3 separate regions of the Homo sapiens genome follow, and all the other regions are linked to region 3. Evidence: chromatin loops called from intact Hi-C (ENCODE). Cell type or tissue: ascending aorta. All regions are shown on one strand.

Region 1 (8,000 bases), 90 kb after region 3:
ATAAATTTGGTATCCAAATTTATAAAACAAAAAGCAATAGAGTTACAAGAAGAAATTTCTAAATCCTCAATCATGATGGAAGATTTTTATTACACTTCTCTCAGTAACTGATATATTAAGCAGACAAAAATTTAGTAAGGACATAGACTATTTGAAGAATGCAATTACGCTTAATCTATGGACATATATAGAACTATGTACCCAACACATAGAGAAATACTTTTCAAGAACACATAAAATATTTGCTAACACTTATTATGTACTAGGCATAAAGAAAATCATAATAAAAACCATAATCGGTATCATATAAACCCTGTATTTGAAAACAGGGCAATTAAAATAGACATCAAGAACAGAGAGATAACTAAATTTAATGCCATACATTTTGAAACGCTTTTAAAACAAACTTCTAGATAATTCATGAGTTAAAGAAAAAATCAAAAGTTGGAAAATATTTAAAATTGGATGACAGTGAAAATCCTGTGTATCAAAACTTATGGCATGGGTGCCTTTTCCCTTCTCTTCCTTCCTGATCCACTCAGTGCTAAGCTATTGGATGGACAGAGCAAGGTAACTGACACATACCCACTCGGAGGGGTGGCCTGGAACCAGCACCACATCCTCAGAGGAGGGAGAAGCACATCCATGCAGGGGGGCGGCTCAGCATGGGGAGTCAGAGCCCAAGCTGGGGGAGAGGGCAGCTGTGCGAGCAAGCAGCCCAGTGTGTGGTGTAGAAGCCCAAATGTGGTGAGGATGGCATTCATATACGGGGCATACCTGACAGGAGGTGTCACTCTGGGTGAAGAGGACACCCATGAATGCCACACCAATACAATTCCAATCTTACACCCAGGGTTCATTCACGTATTTCCCTTTCCATATGTGGACTTCCCTTCTCCAACAGCAAGAAGCCTGGCTCTCCTTGTCCTTAGTCTACGGTTGCATTCCATTCATTCCCCCTTGTCAATACCGCTCACCACTGTTACTGCCTCTCCTCCAAAAGAGACAGACACCTTTCTTACTCTAGTTAGTCTCTGGCACTCCATCCGAAATACTCTGCACTTTACGTTGAACTTTTCTATAAGTTAGAGACTGCATTTAAAAATTCATTTAAAAACAAAGTGAAACTTACAGGATGCTGCTAAATCAGTAAAGGCACATTTATAGCCTTAAATGCTTATATTAGAAAAAAAGACTGAAAATTAGTCAGCAAAGTACCCAAGACAATTGAGAAAGAAAAACAGAGTAAACTTAATGAAAGCAGAAGGAAGGAAATAATAAAGATAAGTGCTGGCAACTACATAAGGTCATGTAAACGCCTCCACATTTCTGGAGAGAGTGAAACTTGATATACTAATTTGGAAAACAATTTTCCTCACCTAGTAAAGTTTAAAATGCACACCTATTGGGAAGCTGAGGCAGGCAGATCACCTGAGGTCAGGAGTTCAAGACCAGCCTGGCCAAAATGGTGAAACCCCATCTCTACTAAAAATACAAAAAATTAGCCAGGCGTAGTGGCGCACACCTGTAATCCCAGCTACTTGGGAGGCTGAAGCAGGAGAATCACTTGAACCCAGGAGGCAGAGGTTGCAGTGAGCTGAGATGGCACCATTGCACTCCAACCTGGGCAACAAGAGCAAAATTCCATCTCAAAAATAAATAAATAAAATAAAATGCACACCTATGACCCAACAATTCCACCCTCAGAAACTTCTGCACATGCCCCAAGAGACAGTAGAAGAATGCTGTTAGCAGCATTGTTATAGTAGCCAAAAAAAAAATCAAATCAAATAAAAACAAATGAAATGTCTATTGATAGAATGGATAAATAAATCATGATCTATTCATACGATGGAATACTGTGGGTTAGTAAAAATGATTAACCACAGCTACACTCATGACCACAAACGAATTTCAAAATCATGATGAGCTAGTGACAGAAGAATGCACATTGCTAAAAATATGCAAGAAAATATAGGATAAAGTATTTATGACCTTGGGAATAGGAAGAATGTCTTTAAAAAGACATGCAAAGTATAATGGGAAAGATTGATAAAACTGACAATATTAAAATTAAAACATCCTGCATCATAAGCTACTATAAACAAAAGAGAAAGACAAGCCACAGGCTGGGAGAAGATAGTTGCAACACATTTAACTGATGAGGGATTAGTCTCCAGAATTCATAAAAGAATTATTAAACAACAGCAAAAAGACAAGCTCAAGAGTAAAAAATGGGCAAAGGGTATGTGAAAGGAAAATAAATCTTTATATATATATATATATATATTTTATTATACTTTAAGTTCTAAGGTACATGTGCACAACATGCAGGTTTGTTACATATGTATCCATATGCCATGTTGGTGTGCTGCATCCATTACCTCATCATTTACATTAGGTATATCTCCTAATGCTATCCCTCCCCCCAGAAAATAAATCTTGAGACCCCAAAATCGTTAAGCTAAAGGGAAAAGTCCACCTGGGAAGTGCTTAGGGCACACTTGCCTCCCATTCTTTTCAAAGTCATCCTTCTGCTCACTGAGATAAATGTATATCTGATTGCTTCCTTTGGAAAGGCTAATCAGAAACTCAAAAGAATGCAACTATTTTTCTCCTATCTACCTATGACCCAGAAGCCCCCTCCCCGCTTGGAGTTCTCCTGCCTTTCCAGACGTAACAAATCTTACATATATTGATTGTAAGATTGTTCATCTTATATATATTGACTGATGGCTCAGGTCTCCCTAAAATGTATAAAACCAAGCTGTGCCCTGACCACGTTGGGCACATGTCATCAGGACCTCCTGAGGCTCAGGGCACGTCCTTAACCTTAACAAAAGAAACTTTCTAAATGGACTGAGACCTGTCTTGGGTATTTTGGGTTAACAGGTATGAAGATGCAATTTACAGAAAAGGAAAGTGGAATGGCTAGCAAATTCACTGGAGATGGGAATATGCAAATAAAATCTCTGGTGCTTACACCCTAGGTTCCCACCCCAGGTTTTCAACACCAAGCTCATGACCCTGCCACTGTCACCACTCACTCTGTCCACCCATCTTCAGGCCCATTGGCTGCTGACCACACCACAGTGCTCAGCCTGACCTTTCTACTGTTCCTCTAGGTGCCAGTGCTCACCTGTCTCTTGAAGAATGGTGCACTCTGCTAGAGCTGTTCCAGTTCCCAGGAGGTAGACACATACAGCCCCTTCTTTCCCAAGTCACATACATACTTCCAGGGTAGCCAGGCTCAGGCAGGTTCAAGTCAAAGGAAAATCCTGTGGTTAATAAGATGATGGTCCCTTTCAACCCTCAACCCTGTTGCTGAGTCAGTCTCACCACGGCTGAGTCCTCCTTTCCCCATGGTGGACTCTTTTCCAATTTCTCAAATATCCATTTCCTTTGCCATTAAGTGTCTGTTGGCTTCCCCCCCCATCTTCCTGTATGTCTGAACCCCCAAGTATAAATACAATTTGAGATCATTTCCAACAGGCTATCCAGCCCCCATAAATGTCAATGAATGCCAAACATAATTCATGATTCTAAATTTTTTTCTGGGATAGGTAAAAATTGCCAATTTTTTTCATCAAGATAGAAAGCGAAAACAAAGAACTTTCGAAGAACCAAGCTAGGATGACATGTCAGTCATGGCATCCTGCTGAGAGGCCTACTGCTTTAACTTGGCCATGGTACGCCTATAGCATGTCTGCCTCAACTCCATTATTCCTCAAGTAAGAAATTCAGGAGTAAGAATAAAACCAGTCAAGATATACATGCTTCTTTCTCATCTGGCTGTAAACAAAGCCATGCCTTGGGATTAGCAAAAACTGCCATGTCACAGAATCACAGCTGTCTGATTTAAGTTCCCACCCATAGCAAGAATGCCCTCTAAAATTTTGCAGACCTGGTGACAATGAACTCTATTTAAATCCCTCCAGAAAAAAAAAAGGGGTGTAAAGTCTAACAATACCAAGCATAGGTATCCCCAGCTCACATCGTGGGACACAGTCAACCACTGTTCTCCATCAATATCTACTGAGTAATTTTTCATTCACTAAAATATTTATTAAAAGCTCTATTTGAATGTGGTCTTTGACCCATAAGCTTTATTTTGTGACTTGGAACATTTCTATATTTTTGCATGAAGGTTACATTTCGAAATCTAACCACCCTCAGAAAATAGCTTTTTGTGAATCTAAAAATTCTCAAGCTTGTTGTTTCAATGACTGGAAATGACATTTCTCTAAATGCTTTCTTTAAAAGCATACATAAATCAGCACCACTCACTGGCTACAAAAATACTGATGTAACTAACGGATTAAAAGTTATTTGCAGATCGTAGCATGCTAAATTTATCCTTAAGATCCACTCATGTCACCAAATATGGGTTTCTCAATAGTACTGAAAAATAAAGTTATTTTTAAATATAATGTAATCCAAATGTGGTCCCCTTGTCCCTCCTCATTCTTTCCTCTTTTCTATGTCCTCTTTAGCGGTGGCCAGATAATAAAATTTCTTCACATAGCTGCATTAATATTGCATAAAAATTGGAAAACAAAAGGAAATTTTCCAAACAAATGTAAGCATTTTTGTGTCTTTCTTCCTTTCTTTCATTCTTTCTTTCTGTTATTGTTGTTCATTTGCAAATATATTTGTTTATATACATTTTTGTGCCCCCTTATTTACTTTGTAGCAAATCCCCCCATCAACCCCCTCATCTCTGTGCTATGTGCAGCACCTTCCCTCTTGTCTCTCCATTGTCCTCTTGTGGACAGGGATCACATCTTTGTCCCTCTATAATTCCCTGGAGGGCACAGCAACTGGCACATTGCTGTGTGCTCTCAATACTATTCACTGAAATTCCAAGTCATCAACGAGCAAAGAACACACCAAGTCTTTAGAATTGTGACTTACCATGCTATGCCTAGATTGCATAATGAGAGAGATTGTGTTATTTTTCTCCCTTGATAAGAAAAATATTCAGGTTCAGAAAGCTTTCATAACCTGTCCCAGGTCACAGAGATGACAAGTGGCCCAGCGAGGATTCAAAGTTCCACTGAATCCAAACCCCAGACTCCTAACCAACCTGTATGACAAATCTCTTTTTGAATACAGAGGACTCTGTCTTTAATGATGCCCCTATTTCAAAGCTGGAGAGCTTCCACTGTTAGAAAAATGCACAGTCTGGGTCGGGCGTGGTGGCTCACGCCTATAGTCCTAGCACTTTGGGAGGCCAAGGCAGGCAGATCATTTGAGGTCAGGAGTTCAAGACCAGCCTGACCAACATGGTGAAACCCCCGTCTTTACTAAAAATACAAAAAATTAGCCATGCATGGTGGTGCACGCCTGTAATCCCAGCTACTTGGGAGGCTGAGATAGGAGAATGGTTTGAACCTGGGAAGCGGAAGCTGCAGTGAGCAGAGATCGCACCATTGCACTCTAGCCTGGGCGACAGAGCGAGATTCTGTCAAGAAAAGAAAAGAGCCCAGTGTGCCTTTGCGTAGTGATAGGCTTTGTAGTCAGTGATCATGCCTGCCCTGGTCTTCTCTACTCCAAGCTAGTCACCATCACCTTCCTCACACTTTCCCTCCTATAGCAAGGCCTCCAGTCTTCCCACCAGTATCAATCTCTTCCAGAGGCTTTTAGTCTGTGCACATATTGCTTCAAATATTGTGCCAACAGTTTGGCAATATTGCCCTTTGACTTGAAAATTAAAAGTCCCTCTTTTCTAAGAAAAGGCTATTTGTTCTCCAGCCATAGTAACAACTAAGCAGCACAAAGGATTTAAAACCTGACGTGCTACCTTGTCTTCAGTCTCACTGAAATCCATGCTCCTGAATCAGCCAATCATAAATGGCACATGATTCTGAAAGTCAGCCAATCAAAGATAGCTATATGCTTCTGCCATCCAATCAGCAATAGCTGCACTCTAATAACCACACCTCCTCAATTTAAGGTCAGCCAATCCCTTAATTCTCACTCTTGAAATTCTATTAATCCTTGAATTCCGTGCTTCCTCCAAACTTTGTTCAGAAAGACTGTCTCAAAGCACAATTTTCTCTTACTTTACAAACAGTAAATCCTGCTTTTTGTTTCAAGTTTTCACTATTGCCTTCTTCCTTTGATATCCCTAACAATTGTCTTTTCTAGGAGTTTATCCTAAGAAAATAACCAAGCATATGTGCAAAGATTTAGCATTAGAGATGACTTCGTTTATGATGGAGAAGCAGCATGTGTCCAACAGTAGCCTATTAGGTATAAATTTTGATATTTCCATCAAATGGAATAAATGCTAAAATAACCATGAAAAATCAAGTTGTGGCAGATTATTTTATTTTATTGATATGGGAAAATGTCCAAGACATGTTAGTGGAAAAAGCAGATTGTAATGTAGTATTTATAATATGATTCCAATTTTATGAAGTATTTAAGTATATATGTATAGGAAAAAAGACTAGAAGGATATATAGGAAGCCATCAATAGTTATTATAGGAGCTAGGATTACAGGCAATTTTCCTTCTTTCAATTTTCAGCATTTTCTTAATTTTCTGCAATGATACACATATTGCTTCTGTAATTTAAGAGAAAAGAGCATTTTTTAAAAGTAATATCCAGAATAGAACACAATCCACTGATGAGTGCAGAGAGCAAGACCGAGTACAGACAAATGCCTCCTTGATAATGCAGATACCGAATCTGATCATGTATCACATGCAGCTCCGTAATGCTGTAGGCACATATTGAGTTCAAGGTTAATTACATCCTCCTTGTTCTTTCCTCTTGTATACTCCCAGTCATGACCTCTCAAGTGCAATTTGTTAAAATTGAACTCATTTTCCTCTGGTTCCCTGCCTGCTCTGTCTACATATCCCCTCCCAACACAAACACACACACACACACACACACACACACACACACACACACACACCTTTCACCAAAGCAAGCTCTCCACAATCCTAAGTCCTCCCAGGCCTTCAGGCTCTTCTTCCCTTTGCATCCTGTCCCTTAACAAGCCCTCCAGATATTCTTCCAGAATGCCCTGTGCATTCGCCCCCTTCTGCCAAAACTCTACTTCAACTTTTCCTACCCGATAAGGTATATCAGACTGGCAACCTGAGAACCAAACATTGCCCCAAACTAGTTTTTCTTGACCCACATACTATTGAATTATAGACCAACAATTATGGATTAAGAGGCTTCACATAAAAATACAAAATTCTGGCCTCTTACTAAAATAAAACAAAACAAAATGCTATGTTGAAGTTGAGAAGTGACTTCCCCTTTAGACACAGCTAATCCCTTCCAGTTTTCCACAGTCTCCAGCACTCCCTATTGCACCTCTAATACCAAGAGTTCCAGAGGTCATTTAATGTCAAACTTGCTCAGTTGTTTTTCTTGCACAGTCCCCGTGGGCATTTGAGTGTGTGACCCTGACCTAGATTCAATGAATTTTAGTCGCAAGCAGCCTTCAAAATCCTTTTAGAGTAGAAATATCTTCTATATATTTTTAAAATAGCATTTTATCTTTGTTCTAATTAATTACAAAATGATAAATTGCCTAAGAATTGATAAGGTAGAAAATGCATCTCAGCTTTCCCTTTTTATCTCTGAACAAACAAGAAAAGGAAGACTGAGGCTGGGCACAGTGGCTCACACTTGTAATCCCAGCACTTTAGGAGGCCAAGGCAGGAGGATTGCATGAGGTCAGGAATCTGAGACCATGCCTATGGTCCAAGCTACTCAGGAGGCTGAGGCAGGAGGATCATTGAGCCCAGGAGATTAAGGCTGCAGTGAGCCATCATGCCACTGCTCTCTAGCCTGGGTGACAGAGCAAGACCTTGTCACAAAGAGAAAAAGAAAAGGAAGACTAAGTTGACCACATAATACAATATTTTGTTTCTTAAGTTGCACTAGCTGAAATGGTCTTTTATTTTTAAAAACCATACATTTCAGCTTTCATCTACATGTTGTTATTAAGAAAGAATCATGAGCTTTTTAT
Region 2 (8,000 bases), 520 kb after region 3:
TGAATTTTCTACCATGGGCATGAATTACCTACTCAAAAACAAAGTCACTATAGATTCCTGGGCTTGGTCCCCATCTTACAGAATCAGCTTCTCTGGAGTTGAGGCCCAGGAATGGTCATTTCTAACACCCTCTCCAGGTGATTCTATGCACACTGCAGCTTAAGAACTGCATGGGGCTGTGCCGGCCTGGCTTAGGCTACATCCTACCACAAAAGAAGACAGATATAAGGGGAGTTTACCCCAGGCTCAAAAGATACTTTCCCCCATGGCTTGATGATTAGGGAAGGAGCTGTTCAACTCTATTAAGAATGCCAAAACCTCTGAGCTGGTGCCAAAGTCAACAACTCCCGTTTCCATTGTAAATCCGTACTCTTCTCATGCCAGTCTATTTTGTATGTGCTTTGCGTCGACATCCCTATCTTTCCATGTTAGATTTTAAATTGGCTCCCTACAGAGTTTGAGGTTGGGCCTTAGAAGGATGTGATGAATCCCTTCACTTGTAATATGGCCATTCACCTCCTCCTCTTAGCAAAGCTGCTGAGACATAACATGGCTTCAATAACTTCCCAAGGGGACACCAGCTGAGATCATCTCTCCTGGGCAAATGAGGCCCAAACAACCCTCTCTGTTAAGAGGTCTCATCTGTGTATTTTTGAATGAGCCTGCCTCCCTTGGCACCCTGTCCCTATGTCACCAAGAACGTTTTACCCTAATCCTACAGAGCATCCTGGCAGTCCCTCTGGACTGAAGTTTATCTTTCCTCTCCTTTCCAACTCTGTCAAGAAGATTCTGTAAATAACATCCACTTGCTACTTTTCTTAACACCATGAATCATCATACACATGGGTATAGCATCCCAATTTGTAGCCTAGGAAGCTAATCTCAAAGGATTTTGCTCTTGCATTTATTTATTTATTTACTTATTTTATTTTTTTGAGACAGGGTCTCACTCTGTCACCCAGGCTGGAGTGCAGTGATGCGATCTTGGCTCACTGTAGCCTCTGCCTCCCCGGCTCAAGGGATCCTCTTGCCTCAGCCTCCTAAGTAGCGGGGACTACAAGGACACACCTGTAGTGTGTAGAGGTGGGGTCTCACCATTTTGTCCAGGCTGGCCTAGCTTTTATTTAGGTCTGTGTGTGAGCATATGTGCTCATGCACACCCTGAAATCTGCTTTGATATCCATGATTATCTAGACACGGTTCTTGTGACCTACCTTTTAAGAAGCATTGTACATTTGATACATGGTACCTCCACGCTTTGGCACTGCTGAGGCCCTGTTTCCTCTTATCCCAAGGGGCATCTGGGAACTTCTGTCTGGATAGCCAAAGAGCAGTGTCTGTCTCTCTCTCCACACACATCCCCCGACACACACACGTATATATACACATATATATTTCTCTCTCTTTTAGTATACTGGCACCCATTTAGTAACGTTCCAGCTTGCATTTTCTCCAGATAGGATGCACCTGAAATGATTGAGCAATCTCACCCTTTTGCCCACAGGCTGCACGTGGGAATTTGGAGCCATGGTGAACTACATCAAGAAGACATATCCCCTGACCCAGCTGGTCGTCGTGGGCTTCAGCCTGGGTGGTAACATTGTGTGCAAATACTTGGGGGAGACTCAGGCAAACCAAGAGAAGGTCCTGTGCTGCGTCAGCGTGTGCCAGGGGTACAGTGCACTGAGGTGAGTCATCTCCGCCTTCCATCAGGGCCTTCAGTTAGCCCTTATTTATAGAGATGCCCCGACGCACAACACACTGTTCTGTGAAGACCGGGGAACACTGTGGCCGACTGAGTAGAAGTTTCTGAGTCTTGGACTCACCTTGTTTTGTCTGCATATCATACATTGGAGATGCCCCATCAGACCCCTTAAGCCTGGGATATGCAGCTGCGTTTTGGGGTCAGATCTGTAATTGGAGAAGTAAAACCCCCTTTGATAGTTGCTGTCTCCTAGGGAATCTCTGTCAGGTGACTTAATTTGTTCAGGCTTCAGGAGTTTTTATAGAAACGTGGATTAATGAAAGAGCACAGGAGACTGGCAAGCTGGGATCTGAAAGCTGGGCCTTGGGATCCCAGATCCCTCCTTCCTGCAAGAGATGAGTCCCAGATGGCATCTGGAAGGGATCTGTAGAAATCATTTAATCAGTGTCCTCACCTTTAAGTATTTGTCTCTGTCAGGCATCCCAGGCATCATCACAAAGGAGCTGATCTACTGGGTCAAGCTTTCTCCCACCCCTTAGTCTCTTGCCAGTAGATGCCCCACAGGATGAGTCCCAGGAGGGCGTGGTCATCTGCCCCGATTCCCCTGAAGATCACTGCTGTCCCAGGTCTCTCAAGAGTCACCACACTCACACGTTCACACACACATGCACACACTCACACTATACACACACCTCTCCAGGCTCTTCAAATACATTCATATTTTTTTCTGTACTCTTCATGGTGTCTTTCGTTTTACCAATGAGTATAACCAGTTATTAAAAATCTGATGAAAAAATTTGAAACACACGGGAAAGTTTAAAAACACCTCCCTATTGATCCAGTCTAATGCCAAACAGTCCTTATCGTTATTCAAAGAATCTTTTTGCCTCACCTGTATATCTCATGCTGCAGTTTAAACATACCTTGTTACTTTCTGATGGATAGAGGCCATCTATATTATTTCTAAAAATACATATTACTGGAATTTAAAGCCAGCACACCCAAAAGACACATGTGGGCCCAGGATTCAGCCTCTCCCTATGAGGCTTAAAGCTGGCTGAAAAAGGTGATCTAAATGTACCCACGATAGACATGAGAAACATCTCTGATGAAACCCTTCCTGAGTCCCAGGACCAAGGTCTGGGTTCTATTTTTCCGTGCCGGCAATATGGGGATGATGATGATAAGCAGTACCTACCTCATAGCACCGCTGAGAGTCAAATGAGTTGATGCGTGTGAAGTGCTTAGAACAGTGCCCAGCACGCAGAACGTAAGCCACTGTTCATTTTCATTATCGTCATCATCGTCATTCACTGTAAAATGAAGGAGGTGGGTTCGATCGGCGGATCACAAAGACCGGTCCAGTGAACTAGTGACTGCCTCACTTCATAAGGAATCACTTGGAGGATCATGTTAGAAAGAAATTCTGTTTCTTGGGCCCCACCCTTGGAGATTTTGATTCATGAAGTTGGAGGCATGGGACCTCAGAAGTCTGCATTTTGGATACATTTCATAGGCGAGTTTTCAGTTTAGTTACGTTTAGCAGTCCCCGGGGTTAGTGACCTCAGTGGTCTCTCCAGCTGCTCTCGCGTTCCAGGACCAGGCTAGTCCCCCATCTTCCTACCAGGAATCTTTTCCTTCACTCCTCTGGACACTGGGGAGTCAGCTGAGAGGACATGTGCCTTTATCTTGGTGGGACTAGTAATATCCAACTCCCAGCTCATAGCCACGTGTAACCAGAATTAACCAAAGTCCTGTCGGGCCCAGTCACTGGGATAAGAAAGACATGAGCAAGGGGCCTACCCCAGGATCCAAGGGAGCAGAACTAGGACGTTTGTTTTGTTTTCTTTTTTTTCAATGCACAAAATCTTAACACGACAATCCCTTCATCTCATTTTGCTGCAGTAGCGCCATCTGCTGTCAGCAAGAGCACATGATTGACGCAGCAAGCTAAGGTGTTTGAACTAAGGCAAAGAAGGCTCAAGAAGCTAGAAAACTAAAATCTGTGAGGTGCTATACATTTTGCAGACATAGCCTACACAGCCTCTTCCTTGAGACCTCAGAGGGCTTCATACACATAACTAACTATTGGCACACCAACCTCATGCAACAAAGAGCAAGTTGCAACTTTATTGTCTGGAGCACAGAGAACTAACTTGCCCAGGCTAAGATCATGTGGTCCTGCATATGGGAACTGGCACCAGGTCAGAGAGACACTGTTGTCCTTGTGTGTGCTGGTCCAAGGCTCAGGTACCCTCAACATTTAAACCAGATCTATGGAATAAATGGAGCACAGTTCCTTACTTTAAACCAGTATAACCTTTTTTTTTCCTGCCAAGGCTTGAGGGCGATGAGCCTTTCAGCACTGGGATGGTGGCAGCTGCATAAGTGCTTCCCATCACACCAAGGTGGAGCCGGGGAGGCCCGTCTGCCTCTGCAGGGGCCACACGAGAGTTCATGCGTCTGGTAAATCTCTCCTAGCTGAGTCTGGAGACCCGCTTCCTCAGTGAACCCCTCCCTCTGGCTTCTCCTCCCGTAGCTCACCTCCCATCTAGCCAGAGCCGGTTGAAGGCTCAGAGAGAAGCCAGCCACCCGCTTGCTGTAGTTAGCAAAGTCTAGCTGCTGCTAAACTAGCTCACCTTCTACCTAAATGTGCTGAACCACTGAAGGAGGGACACAGATGCCCTGAAATCACCTGGTATCCGGCAGACTTTAACATGTTCCCTCAGCATAAACAGCTGCCAACCCGCCTGGGGACTCTGTGTGGTGAGACATCCTCCTAGGTAACAGGGACACAGCCTTGAACAAGGCTGACTAATTCCCTGCCTTCATGGAGCTTAAAGAAAATGGGGAGAGAAGCATTTTTGGTCTGGTTTCAGGTAAAATAAATTCTTTCCCAAGAAAGCCCTCAACAACCTTATGTTACAGAATTGACCAGTAATAATAAAACTAAAACAAAAGCATTTTATTGCAGTTTGGGTGTAAAAGATAGTCTGTATCTGAGGACCTCACAGCACTTAAGACAGCAGAGTGATATTTACAAAGCCACAAAGCAACAAATACATGTTACTAAGATATTACACATTTAGGCATATGGGTGCCAAGGAGGTCCTCAGTCAAGTGGGGGGTCCATGAGGAGGGATTTCTGAAGGAGGTGAGGGTGAGGAGGACAGTAGCACAGGGCCCAGGCCAGGGGCAGAAGCCCCTTACAGCAGGGGTCCCAACTGCTGTTAGGAACCAGGCCGCACAGCAGGAGGTGAGCGGTGGGCAGGTCACAGTGGGCAAAGCAGTAGGGAAGCAGTGGGTGAACCTTCATCTGTATTTAGTCTCATTCCCCATTGATCACATTACTGCCTGAGTTCCGCCTCCTGTCAGATCAGCAGTGACATTAGATTCTCATAGGAGGATGAACCTTATTGTGAACTGCGCATGTGAGGGATAGTTTGCATCTTCTTATGAGAATCTAATATCTGATGATCTGTCGCTGTCTCCCATCACCCCCAGATGGGACTGTCTAGTTGCAGGAAAATAAGCTCAGGGATCTCACTGATTCTATGTTATGGTGAGTTGTAGAATTATTTCATTCTGTATGATAATGTAATAATAATAGGGAAAAAGTACATTATAAATGTAATGTGCTTGAATCATCCTGAAGCCATCCCCCTGCCCCTGCCTTCCCTAGGCTGTGGACAAATTGTCTTCCACAAAGCCAGTCCCAAGGACTGCTTCCTTACAGGACAGTAGGGGAATTATCAGAGGAGTGTTTCAAATCTCCTTAAAGGCACATTATACTCCGGGCTAAGTGGATGTGTTAACATCACTAAGACCTGACCTCCTTGGTTCAGGTAAACCTGAACATCCTAGCATTCTTTGAGCAAGGCCTTCCTGCCATGGGGAAGAGGCAGGTACCACTTTTCCTGCCAAATGGTGGGGATATTGTCTCTCTTGCTTTTGATGGGCAAACTTCAGGCTAGAGATGAGTTTATGGCAAAAGCAAATATTATTCATAAAGTTTCCCCAGAGACTGGGACTTTCCTAAAATTTGTTTTTATAGTTGAAGAGCTATAAAATACAGTAACTTTGTGCCATCAGTAATTTTGAATCACAGCCAAACAAAGAGGGGGAAACTGCAGCGTTTAAATGAGACTCTATGGACGGAACCTCACCCTGGGAAACAGCTCAGCTTTTCCACCACTGGGTTGTGAAGTTGACCTGACCACATGGTTGCCCTTAGTGCCTTGGGGCTTTTTGTGGGTTTTTTTGTTGTTGTTAATTTTTTTTTTATCAGTATAATGAGAGACTCTAACTCATTCCTGTAAAAGTACATCCTGCAAAAGGAAAAGATTCTGATAAGGAAGAAAGGGGCTTGGTAGGTGGCCATCCCTACTCTAGTCTGAAGTCCATCTTTCTGCCCCATCCTTCCACCCCAGTGGAACTAACAAAGCCCAGCCTGGCAGGTACCAAAAACTCTTGGCCCACTCCCTTGTGTGGTACAAACATGGTTTTCTTCTGCTCACACTCAAGCTGAACTAGCTGGAGATGATGACCTCTCTACAGATTGACTCTGCCCCTGAAGGGCAACCTGCTACCAGCCCAGAACCTTCTGGCTGGGTCTTTTGGGTCCAGAGGCTCTACCATCCCTCCTCCCAGAGGCCCGGCTGTGCAAGGCAGGAGCCCTGTCTTGGGCTTGGCCAGCCTGCCTAGGATCGTGCCCTCTTCCTCTCTCTGCAGGCTGGGCTGGTCCTGGTTTTGCCCCCACTGCAGGATTACTCTCTTACAGTGCCCAAATTAGAAATAATCCACATGTCCAGCATGGGAGATAGTTAAATAAATTAATAATATACCAACTCAGTGGGAAACGAGGCAGCTTTTATTTTAAAAAATCAAGAAAAATATATAACACGACAGAATGTATATATTAAAAGTAGGGAAGGGCCGGGTGCGGTGGCTCACGCCTGGAATCCCAGCACTTTGGGAGGCCAAGGCACGCGGATCACAAGGTCAGGAGTTTGAGACCAGCCTGACCAACATGGTGAAACACCACCTCTACTAGAAATACAAAAATTAGCCAGGTGTGGTGGCGCGCACCTGTAATCCCAGCTACTCAGGAGGCTGAGGCAGGAAAATCTCTTGAACCCAGAAGGCGGAGGTTGCAGTGAGCCGAGATCATGCCATTACTGCACTCCAGCCTGGGGGACAGAGCGAGACTCTGTCTCAAAAAAAAAAAAAAAAAAAAAACAAGATGGTAAATTTTATGTTATGTGTTTTTATCATAATTTTTTAAAAATATGACTGTATATAGGCAAAACCTGGAAAGAAATCCCCTCCTTCTACAAGTAAAAATACTTCTTAGGTCGGTGTGATAGCATTATGGGAAAGTACTTAATGTACTTTATTCTTAAGGTTTCATTAGCATATTGCTTTCAAGGTATTTTTTTAGTATCGTCTACATCCACATCCCATTAATTCATCTCCAATCTTAATTCATACTGCCCTTGCCTTTTTTCCCTTTTTGGGGTGTTAAGGTCATGCTTGCCCATCCCACTCTTACAGAACCTCATTCTCATTCTCCATATTTTTTCAAAGACCACAGGAAAGCTGTTTCACTATTCTTATAGTCTCTCAGCACTCTGAGACATAATTTATTTGAGCCAGGAGATCTGAATTCACTTGGGTACCATTAGATGCATTCTTTCCCCAGTTCATTCTCTTCTGACTTTAATTCGTTTTCATCAGTACTTGGTCCACTCACTTTGCAAAATATGAACTGGAAAGCTGAGCCTTCTCTAAGCAGTTACCCCAGCAGCATAATGGTTGGCTCAGCTCTTCCTTGCCCAAGTGATTGCTCTGAACCTAATTGTAAATGCCTGTTTGTTGGGACCCTCTTCTGAGGGATTAAAATCCATTGCCTTCCGCAACACCTCTTAAAATTCTTTTAACAGTCCAAAGAGAAATCTCTCACTAGAAAATGGCTTTGAAACCAGTATGGGTCATATTTTATTATAATTTAATGTTACATTGATTAGAAATGAAGGCATTTTCAGGGAATTCTATTTATGTTGGTAATAGGTAGATCAATGGATGGACAAAGTTCTTTAAAAATCCTTATGGATTATTCTCAAAAAAGACTCCCAGTGAAACTATACTGGGTTTGGGGGTTAATTTTCTCTTCTCATTTGTGATTATCACTTCTTGAGAGTTTTGCAACTTTCAGAAAGCATCTTTCCTTTTGGAGTCATCCTGGTTCTTTCTGAAGTTTTGAAACCTACCCTCCTTCCAGCAAGATTCACTCTGA
Region 3 (8,000 bases):
AACATTAAAAAATAAAACAATACAGCGTAATAACGGCAACAAGAAAAAGCCTTTTTGAGCTGGGCCGTCTAACCAGGTGTCCCCAACACCCTGTCTGGAGTGCCTGGAAAAGGAGCCCCTGTGAGAACAGGAAGTCCTCTCTCGACAGAGGGACACCAAGAAAACGCAGCCAGGTCCAACAGCCCGCTGGCTCCCATGCTGGGTACCGGCCAGGACACCAGGGCTGAGCGGGGCATGCGAAGGGAGATGAAAGGTGACTGCACTGAGGATTTGCCCTGTGTACTCGCCTCTGCAAGATCCACATCTCAGCTGCACAACTGGCTGGCTTGTGTGTGAGCCTCAGTTTTATCATCAGTAAAATGGGGGAATAATCATATCCAGCTCAGAGGTTTAACTTCAGCCTAGTGCACGGAAGACATGGTAAATGGTCATCGCTTCTCCCTTGAATGGACCGAGGGCCCCCGACTCCCATAGCACTACCCCATAAAGTCTAGGCTCCCGACTTCGGCATTCAAGGCCTTCAGTGATAAATCCAGGCCCACCATCCGTCCCCACACCACCTTTCACACACCCCCTGCCCCCACCCTCGCAGGCCTCTTATTTTAGCTGCACATGCTCTCCCTGCCTCCGAAATGCTTGCGGCCTTTCCTTTCCATTTATTGACGCCCTTGTGTTCTCTCTGAGCAGCCCTTCCCTGTGTCCCTAGCTGGAGTTCCTCACTCCCTCCTCAGTGTCCTGAAGCTTCTTGTTAGAGCTGCTGCAGCCACTGCGTGTGTCTGACAGCAAGTCTGCAGCCTCTGCCTCCCTTGCGGGACTGCAGGTGACTTGAAGGCACAGCCTGGTTCCCAGGAGGCTGGCTTTCGTGCCACTGGCCCCAGGGCTGAAGGCAGGCCAGCTCCAGCCACCTGCTGAGTCTCCTAAGTCCAGAGTGTCAGAGACCTCAAGAGACTCTCACCCACTGACCCACCTGGGGACTCTGGAAATCGGGATGTGACCAGGGAAGACCCTGTCACGGGGCCTCTGAATTCAGCCTCATCCCAAGTCCCCACTCTATACTTGTGTCTGCAGAACAGCCTGCTTGGACACAGCTCGGTGGAAGATGCGAGGGCAACGATGGAGCTCTATCAAATCTCCCAGAGAATCCGAGCCCGCCGAGGGCTGCCCCGCCTGGCTGTGTCAGACTGAAGCCCCATCCAGCCCGTTCCGCAGGGACTAGAGGCTTTCGGCTTTTTGGGACAGCAACTACCTTGCTTTTGGAAAATACATTTTTAATAGTAAAGTGGCTCTATATTTTCTCTACGCCATCACTGGGTCCTCTTCTTATTCTTCTCTCCAAGCTGGGTTAACAGTAGACAGGACCCATTTCTGTGTGATGTTAGGAGGGAATGAAGTCTTATGCTGGGGAGGTGGGCAAGTATCAATTTCCTTAATATCTTGAATCCTGTGGGTCCAAAATGTGGCTTGGAAATCTAAGTAGCATGTGGCTTAATTACTAATCCCACCCTTTGCTGTTGCATCCCAGCCCTATTCCTGGTGCATTTATGCCCAGAGAGGTGGCATTATTTCCTGGGGTGGCATTCAGCTCCTCTTGAGTTGGTGCCACAGCATTTGTGGGCTTTGAAGCAAAGGTACAGGAAATGTCAAGGGTGCCACCCCGGCAACCTTGAGCAAGTCACCCCTCCTATTTGTAAAATGAGGAAGGAAAGGTAACAAACTGTGGAGTCAGAGAGAAGTAGGTTGGAATCCTCTTTGTCATTTAGTAGCTGTTTGACCTAAGGTGGTTTACTGAACTTCTCAGTTTCTCCATCTGTAAAATGAGAATTCTAGCAACTCGTAGGGTATTTGTGAGATGTTGCAGGCAAAGCCCCCAGCACCATGCCTGTCCTAGCTTAAGCACCCACCAGGTGTCGATAAGTAATTGTTCTTCCCTGGACTGCCTGCACATCTAGGGCACCCCAGGAAGAGTCACCGCACTCTGTTTCGGGGCTCGGCTCTCTGAGGGGAGGGCATCCTGTATGGGGAGGAGGGTCTGGACCAGAGCTGTCCCTGATCGCTAGAATCAACGGCAGAATTCTTGTTATTTTAATAATAATTAATAATTTAGTGCTTCCACTAAATAAAAATCATTGGAATGGTGTCCAAGCAATTTTTTTTTTTGAGATGGAGTCTCACTCTGTCACCCAGGCTAGAGTGCAGTGACTGGATCTCAGCTCACTGCAATCTCCACCTCCTGGGTCCAAGCGATTCTCCTGCCTCAGCTTCTCAAGTAGCTAGGATTACAGTCATGTGCCATCACACCTGGCTAATTTTTGCATTTTCAGTAAAGATGAGGTTTCGCCATGTTGGCCAGGCTGGTCTCAAACTCCTGACCTCAAGTGATCCACCCCACCTCGGCCTCCCAAAGTGCTGGGATTACAGGCGTGAGCCACCACCGCACCTGGCCAAGCTGTTCCTTTTTTTAACCTCCACAGGTGATTCTGGTCCTAGGGTTTTTGAGTCACCTGCAGTGCTTTCTCAACCATCCCAGCACCTGAACACGGTGCTGTCACACTACAGTGAGCAACTGCATCACCTGGCAGGTGCTGGGTCCACCCCCAGAGTTTCAGATGCAGTGGGTTGCGGTGGAGCTCGAGAATGTGCAAGTTCCCCATTCTAACAAGTTCCCCGCTGCTGCTGGCCCGGGGGCCATGCTATGAGAGAAGCACTGCCTAAGCATCAGGTGTTAGGATGTGCAGCCACAGTTGAGAGCTGGCCCCAGGGCTGGGCGCCACCAAGGTGCACTCAGTCACAGGTCCAGCCTCTCCCCATGCCGCCTCCCTTGGCTGCCTGTTCATGCAGAGAGGTCCACAGCCCGGCAAGATGGGTCCCAAATGGCCCACTGCACAGATGAGGGACTCGACCAAGGTTAAGAACCCAAGAGATTTCAATCCAGACCTGCCTGATCCCCAAACTCAAGTGTTTTTTTCCCCTCAGCTGTCCTAGGATGGCAATGCCTCCCATCTGAGCCACTGACCTCTGGGAAGCTGGAGGGCCCCCTCCCGTGTCTGGAAGAGGTGGGAGATGCAATCTACTCTCACAGGGTTCTCTCCCACCCTGTCCACAGGGTTTCAAGGTGATGACCCAGCCCCCTGCAGTTTTATGATTTCTTACGTGCCTTCAAGGCTGCTGGGTGCGTCGGCCTTGTCTGGCTATGACTGGCCACCAGGTGGTGGCCGTGGGCCGTCTGTCCTCCTGAAAGCTTCGAGGGCAGAACCTGCATAATGAACATTTTGGGATGAGGTGTGAGGGACAGTGTCTTCAAAAATGCCTAGGGGGCTGCTCCAGGGATGCTCTAGGCAGTCTTCACTCAGCCACAGATGCTAAGGCTCAGAGAGGGGTTGGAGCATGATGCAGCCTGGCCTGGGAGGTGAGCCCAGGCTTTCTGACTCCCAGCCCAAGGTTCTGTCCATGGCTTCAGGCTTCCTTGAGAGGAGAGACAAACCAGGTTTCCTGAAGTCAGAGCAGTTCAAAGGGAATTTCCAGCCCGACTTGCTTAGATGCCCTGAGGGGAGAGAAAACCGGGGAGGTGCCCACCACCCCCACTCCCAGGCAGGCAGGACCCCGGAGAGCAGCAGGTGCGGCAGTCATGTAAAACACAGGCAACGAGAGCTCTAGAAAGAGCACCAGCTTTAGAGTCAGCTGACCTGGGCTGAGGCTCTGGCTTGAGTCATGGCGGGCAAGTGTCTTACTTCTGTGACACTCAGTATCCGCAGCCACCATATGGGCTTTCCTGCCACGCAGGGCTGAAAAGAAGATTGAGAGTCTGTATGCAGGGTGCCCAGCACTGGGCGGGGGGCCGGGGCAGGAGGGGCAGGGGCTGATAAACAGCATCCATCACTACTGATCTAAAAATCAAGAGCTGCCTTGGGGCTGCCCCTCTAGACTCCTCAACACAATTGGAGTCGATGCCAGCAAATGCGGGGTTTATTCTGATGAGGTTTGAGGATGGGAGAAGGAAAGGCGATGTTTATTGAGGTGGTAATGTCTAGCCCACGGGGAGCCCTATCTGGGGTCCCAGTCAGGGCAGGCAGCTCAGGCTATCTGGTGTCCCCTGAGCCGATGGGAGGGCCTGCGTCTTAGCAGGTACTACTTCCTCCTCCTGCAGCTGCCCCAGCTGAGCCTACAGGGTACACCTAGAGAGAGAGAAAGGTGGGTGTATTCCAGGCATCTATTCCAAGGGTCACAGATGAAAATGTCTCAAGGGCCTGTCCTGAAAAATAAATGACTGAAACAGACCAGCTGTGCTGTGGGGAACAGGGAGTGTACGTCTTGCTGGAGCAGGCAGTTACCACTCAGCCCCAGCTTGCTGCGGCCATGCACAAGTGCTGGCCATTGTGCACATTGTCAGGGCTGTGTCTGGCCCACAGGCCACCAGTCTGAAACCTAAACTCCAGTCCACCTCCCAGCTGATACCTGACTCTTTCTGACTGGGAGTCATCTACCCTTGGCCTGGATGTGTCCAAGGACAGAAAATCAACTTCTCAAAAGCACTTCTCAGAGGGTGGGGGCCCTGGATTTAGGCATAGCAAGGTTTGTCCCCCTCAAGCTCACGCCCACAAGAAATTCAATCCCACTTTAATGAGGTGACCTGTGACACATCTTCAAATGGTTTTCATGTCACCATCCTCTCCCGTGAGTCTTTGACTTTCCAGGTTAAATGTACTCATTTTCTCAATGTTTTCCTTTTATGTGAAACCCCTCCCGATTTCTCCTCTACCCCCCGCCAGCTGCCCCCCTACCCATTCCTACAACCTGGCTTCCTTGTCCCTTCTCTCCCCACACTCCCCAAGCCCCGCTCTCAGTGGGTCCTTAACAAACGGGGAAAAGGTGGAGAGAGAAGCAGGACCCAGGTGAGCTGAGGGAAAGAGCAGCATCCACCATCCAGCTGAGGCTGGTGGAAAGACCTGCGACACTGGCAGGATGAACTAAGGTGTCAGGGACAAGAGTCACTGCCTGCCACCTAACCGTGCAGGCATCAAAGAGACTTTTTGGGTAGCTGGAAATAACAGTCTAAAACACGGCCCCACCTTTCTGAGCACACCTGAGTCACCTCTGACTCAGACCCAGACTCCTGGGCTGACCCAGTGAGGGGATTGGAAAGGCTGCCCCGCCCCTCTCAGTCCCCTTTTCCGTCCCCTCTTCCAGCCCATCTCAGCCAGAATAGAGAAAAGTGCGGCTTCTATTCAGGGGTGTACTCACGTTCCTCCTACCCTGAACCACTGAATGTCTCCAGGCACATCCCAGCCCCTGCTTCCCCACTGTCCCCCAGCCCCATCCGAAGGCCCATTGTTGTCTCCAAGGGTGTCAGCCAGCCCTGTCCCAGTTCCAGGAGTGGTAACCAGCACAGCCCAGCTTCCTGTCCAGTGTTCTGCGGGCTGGGCCAGGCTCTGCAGCCAAGAGGCTTACTCACTGGTGGAACAATTTCTCCTCTATATGGAAAGAACATATGCTTTTCCTGCTGGGGGATGAGAGACTTTCGAGTAGCTTTGCCGAGACGTGGAGGAAAAGGCAAACGCTGGCCTAGCCCCAGCACCCAGATTTCCAGCAATGTTTGTCTTGTGGCAGAAGCTGCAGGCCTCTGTTCCCAGGCACATGGGGAGGCCCAGGGAACACTGCTTGGAACCCTTGGTTTTAGGGCACTGACCGGGTCCCCTCTTTCAGGGATGGATGTCCTGCCCTCCTCATTCTCCTATTCCATTCTCCCAATTTTAGGGCTAGAACAGAGCAGAAAGACCTGAACTTAGTTCTGCCAGAGCCCCTCTCCAGCCTTGAGGTCCCTCCAGAATGGAAATGTCAGTGCCCACCTCAGAGGGTGCTTGTAGGTTTATAGGGACACACAACAAGTACTTAAAAGACAATAACCACTGTGTTGTTATTAATGTTGTTCTCCTCCCAATGCATGTTTACTCAGCATCTCCTGTGTGCTGGGGGCTGTACTCGGCCCTGGGAATGAAGGTAGAGGAAGAGCTGGCTATTGCCCCCAAGCTGCTACCTGCCCCCGCTCCACCCCCTTAAACATGTTCATGTGCATACACCTGCAGGGCATAAGGCACAAATAATACAACACTTATGTTTAAAAAAAAAAACTAGTTTTTGAAATAACTTGGGATGGCCAGGTGCAGTGGCTCATACCTGTAATCCCAGAGCTTTGCGAGACCAAGGTGGGAGGATCACTTAAGGCCAGGAGTTTGAGACCAACCTGGGCAACATAGACCCTGTCTCTACAAAAAAAATACAAAAATGAGCCAGACATGGTGGTGCATGCCTGTGGTTCTAGATACTTGGGAGGCTGAGAATGGAGGATCACTTGAGCCCGGAGTTCAGTGCTGCAGTGAGCTATGATTGCATTACTGCACTCCAGTGGCATAGGCTAAATAGCAGAGAGAATACAGCTAAATGAGAAATTACTGAGCTAAATGACTTGGTTGAGAACCTCATCCAAAAGACATCAGGAAGGGATAAAGAAATGAGAATGAAAGACAAGTCAGGAGATAGAAAAGAAGAAATGTTCTGATCTATAGTAGCCAGCTTCAAAGACAGCCCTCAGTGATCTCTATCTCCTGATATTCACTTCCTTGTGTAGAAGTCAACCCACCTCCTCACAACATTGACTAGGTCAGACCTGTGTAACTGGTAGAATATTAAGGAACTAACAGATTGTAGTTTCCAAGTCCAGACCATAAATGTCAATGTGGCTTTCTTCTTACTCTCTCTGAAATCCCTTGCTCAGGGGTATGCCAACTGCCATGTTGGGGGGATACCCAATCAATCCTACAAAGAGGTCCACATTTGCAGGAACTGAGGGCCACTGCCAACATCAACTTGCCAGTCATGTGAGTGAGCCATCCTGGAATCAGATTCTCTAACACCAGCCAAGTCTTCAGATGATTGCAGCCTTGACCAACATCTTGACTCCAACTTTGAGAGACTCTGAGCCAGAATCACCCAGCTAAGTCACCCCAGATTCCTGACCTCAAGAAATTGCACAAGATAATAAAGGCTTAATACTGTTTTAAGCCATTAAGTTTTAGGGTAGTTTTTAATGCAACAATAGATCTATATACTAGAAACCCCAAAAGACTAAACAGAGTAGAGAAAATATTTGAAAAAATAATAACCAAGAATTTCCCATAATACAAAAGAATGCATGTTAATATGGAAAGAATCCACTGCATTCCCAACTAAGTCTGTAAGTATAAATTCACATCTAGATACATTTCAGTGGAATCTTAAAAGTCTGAAAGTCAAAAATGAAATTCTTTTGTCCTTAATGTAGAGCCTGGAAAAAAAATTTTAAGTAAAGTTCTATAAGCTTCCAGAGAGGAAAAGATCACCTACAAAGAAGTAAGAGTGAGATTGATATCTAACTTCTCAACAGCAACATTCAATGCAGGGAAATGGAATAACATCTTCAAAGAGTAGAAGGAAAAGAACTTTGAACATACACTTCCATGTTTAACTAAGTTTTTATTTAAAACGCAGAAACAGTCATACTGGAAAATGGGAGTTTCATAAAAAACTAAACATGCAACTACCATACAACCCAGCAATTGCATTCCTGGGCATTTATCCAAGAGAAACAAAAACATATGTTCACACAAAAATCTGTACATGGATGTTTATAGCTGCTTTACCCATAATAGTAAAAAACTGGAGACAACCCAGACGTCCTTCAATGGGTGAGTGGTTAAATAAACTGTGATGTGTCCATACCATGTAATGCTACTATAATAAAGGGAAACTATTTATACACTTAACAACTTAGATCAATCTCCAGAGAATTATGTTGAGTGTAAAAGTCAATCCCAAAAGGTGTATACTGCATGATTCCACTTAAAAAAATTTCTGTAAGTGACAAAATTATAAACATGGAGAACTGTTTCATAGTTCCCAGAAGTTGCAGGTGGGAAGAGGAGATTGTGGTGGCAGGTACGGCATTCTGAATAGTGAGACCTCTCACA

Evidence for each region. Hi-C counts contacts between places; a loop is a spot of excess contacts. Peaks named below come from ENCODE experiments on the same cell type or tissue, not always from the same donor. Only the 100,000 strongest peaks of a DNase experiment are listed, where the experiment ranks them.
Region 1: a loop joins it to region 3, with 2.8 times the contacts of the local background. A loop is called at or near these places in 4 of 110 quality-filtered maps.
Region 2: a loop joins it to region 3, with 2.2 times the contacts of the local background. A loop is called at or near these places in 3 of 110 quality-filtered maps.

The regions. Positions count from the first base shown.
Region 1 is chr15:88,744,008-88,752,007 of GRCh38, forward strand. No RefSeq gene overlaps it. Among named protein-coding and RNA genes, the nearest start is that of ACAN, 55 kb to the right of the region's middle. In ascending aorta, no CTCF peak of the experiment used is centred here; no DNase peak of the experiment used is centred here; H3K4me3 peaks cover 952 bases; H3K27ac peaks cover 5,138 bases.
Region 2 is chr15:89,174,308-89,182,307 of GRCh38, forward strand. ABHD2 (abhydrolase domain containing 2, acylglycerol lipase) reads left to right here. Exons shown (of 11, transcript NM_152924.5): 6 at 1,505-1,688. Among named protein-coding and RNA genes, the nearest start is that of RLBP1, 43 kb to the right of the region's middle. RefSeq lists a silencer at 3,471-3,765. In ascending aorta, a CTCF peak has its summit at 3,625 (motif pointing left); a DNase peak (open chromatin) is centred at 3,564; H3K27ac peaks cover 2,185 bases.
Region 3 is chr15:88,654,347-88,662,346 of GRCh38, forward strand. ISG20 (interferon stimulated exonuclease gene 20) reads left to right here. Exons shown (of 4, transcript NM_002201.6): 4 at 1,069-2,137. The coding sequence ends at 1,185. Among named protein-coding and RNA genes, the nearest start is that of ISG20, 19 kb to the left of the region's middle. RefSeq lists an enhancer at 2,631-2,680. In ascending aorta, a CTCF peak has its summit at 3,202 (motif pointing right); DNase peaks (open chromatin) are centred at 2,579, 3,234 and 5,396; H3K27ac peaks cover 1,995 bases.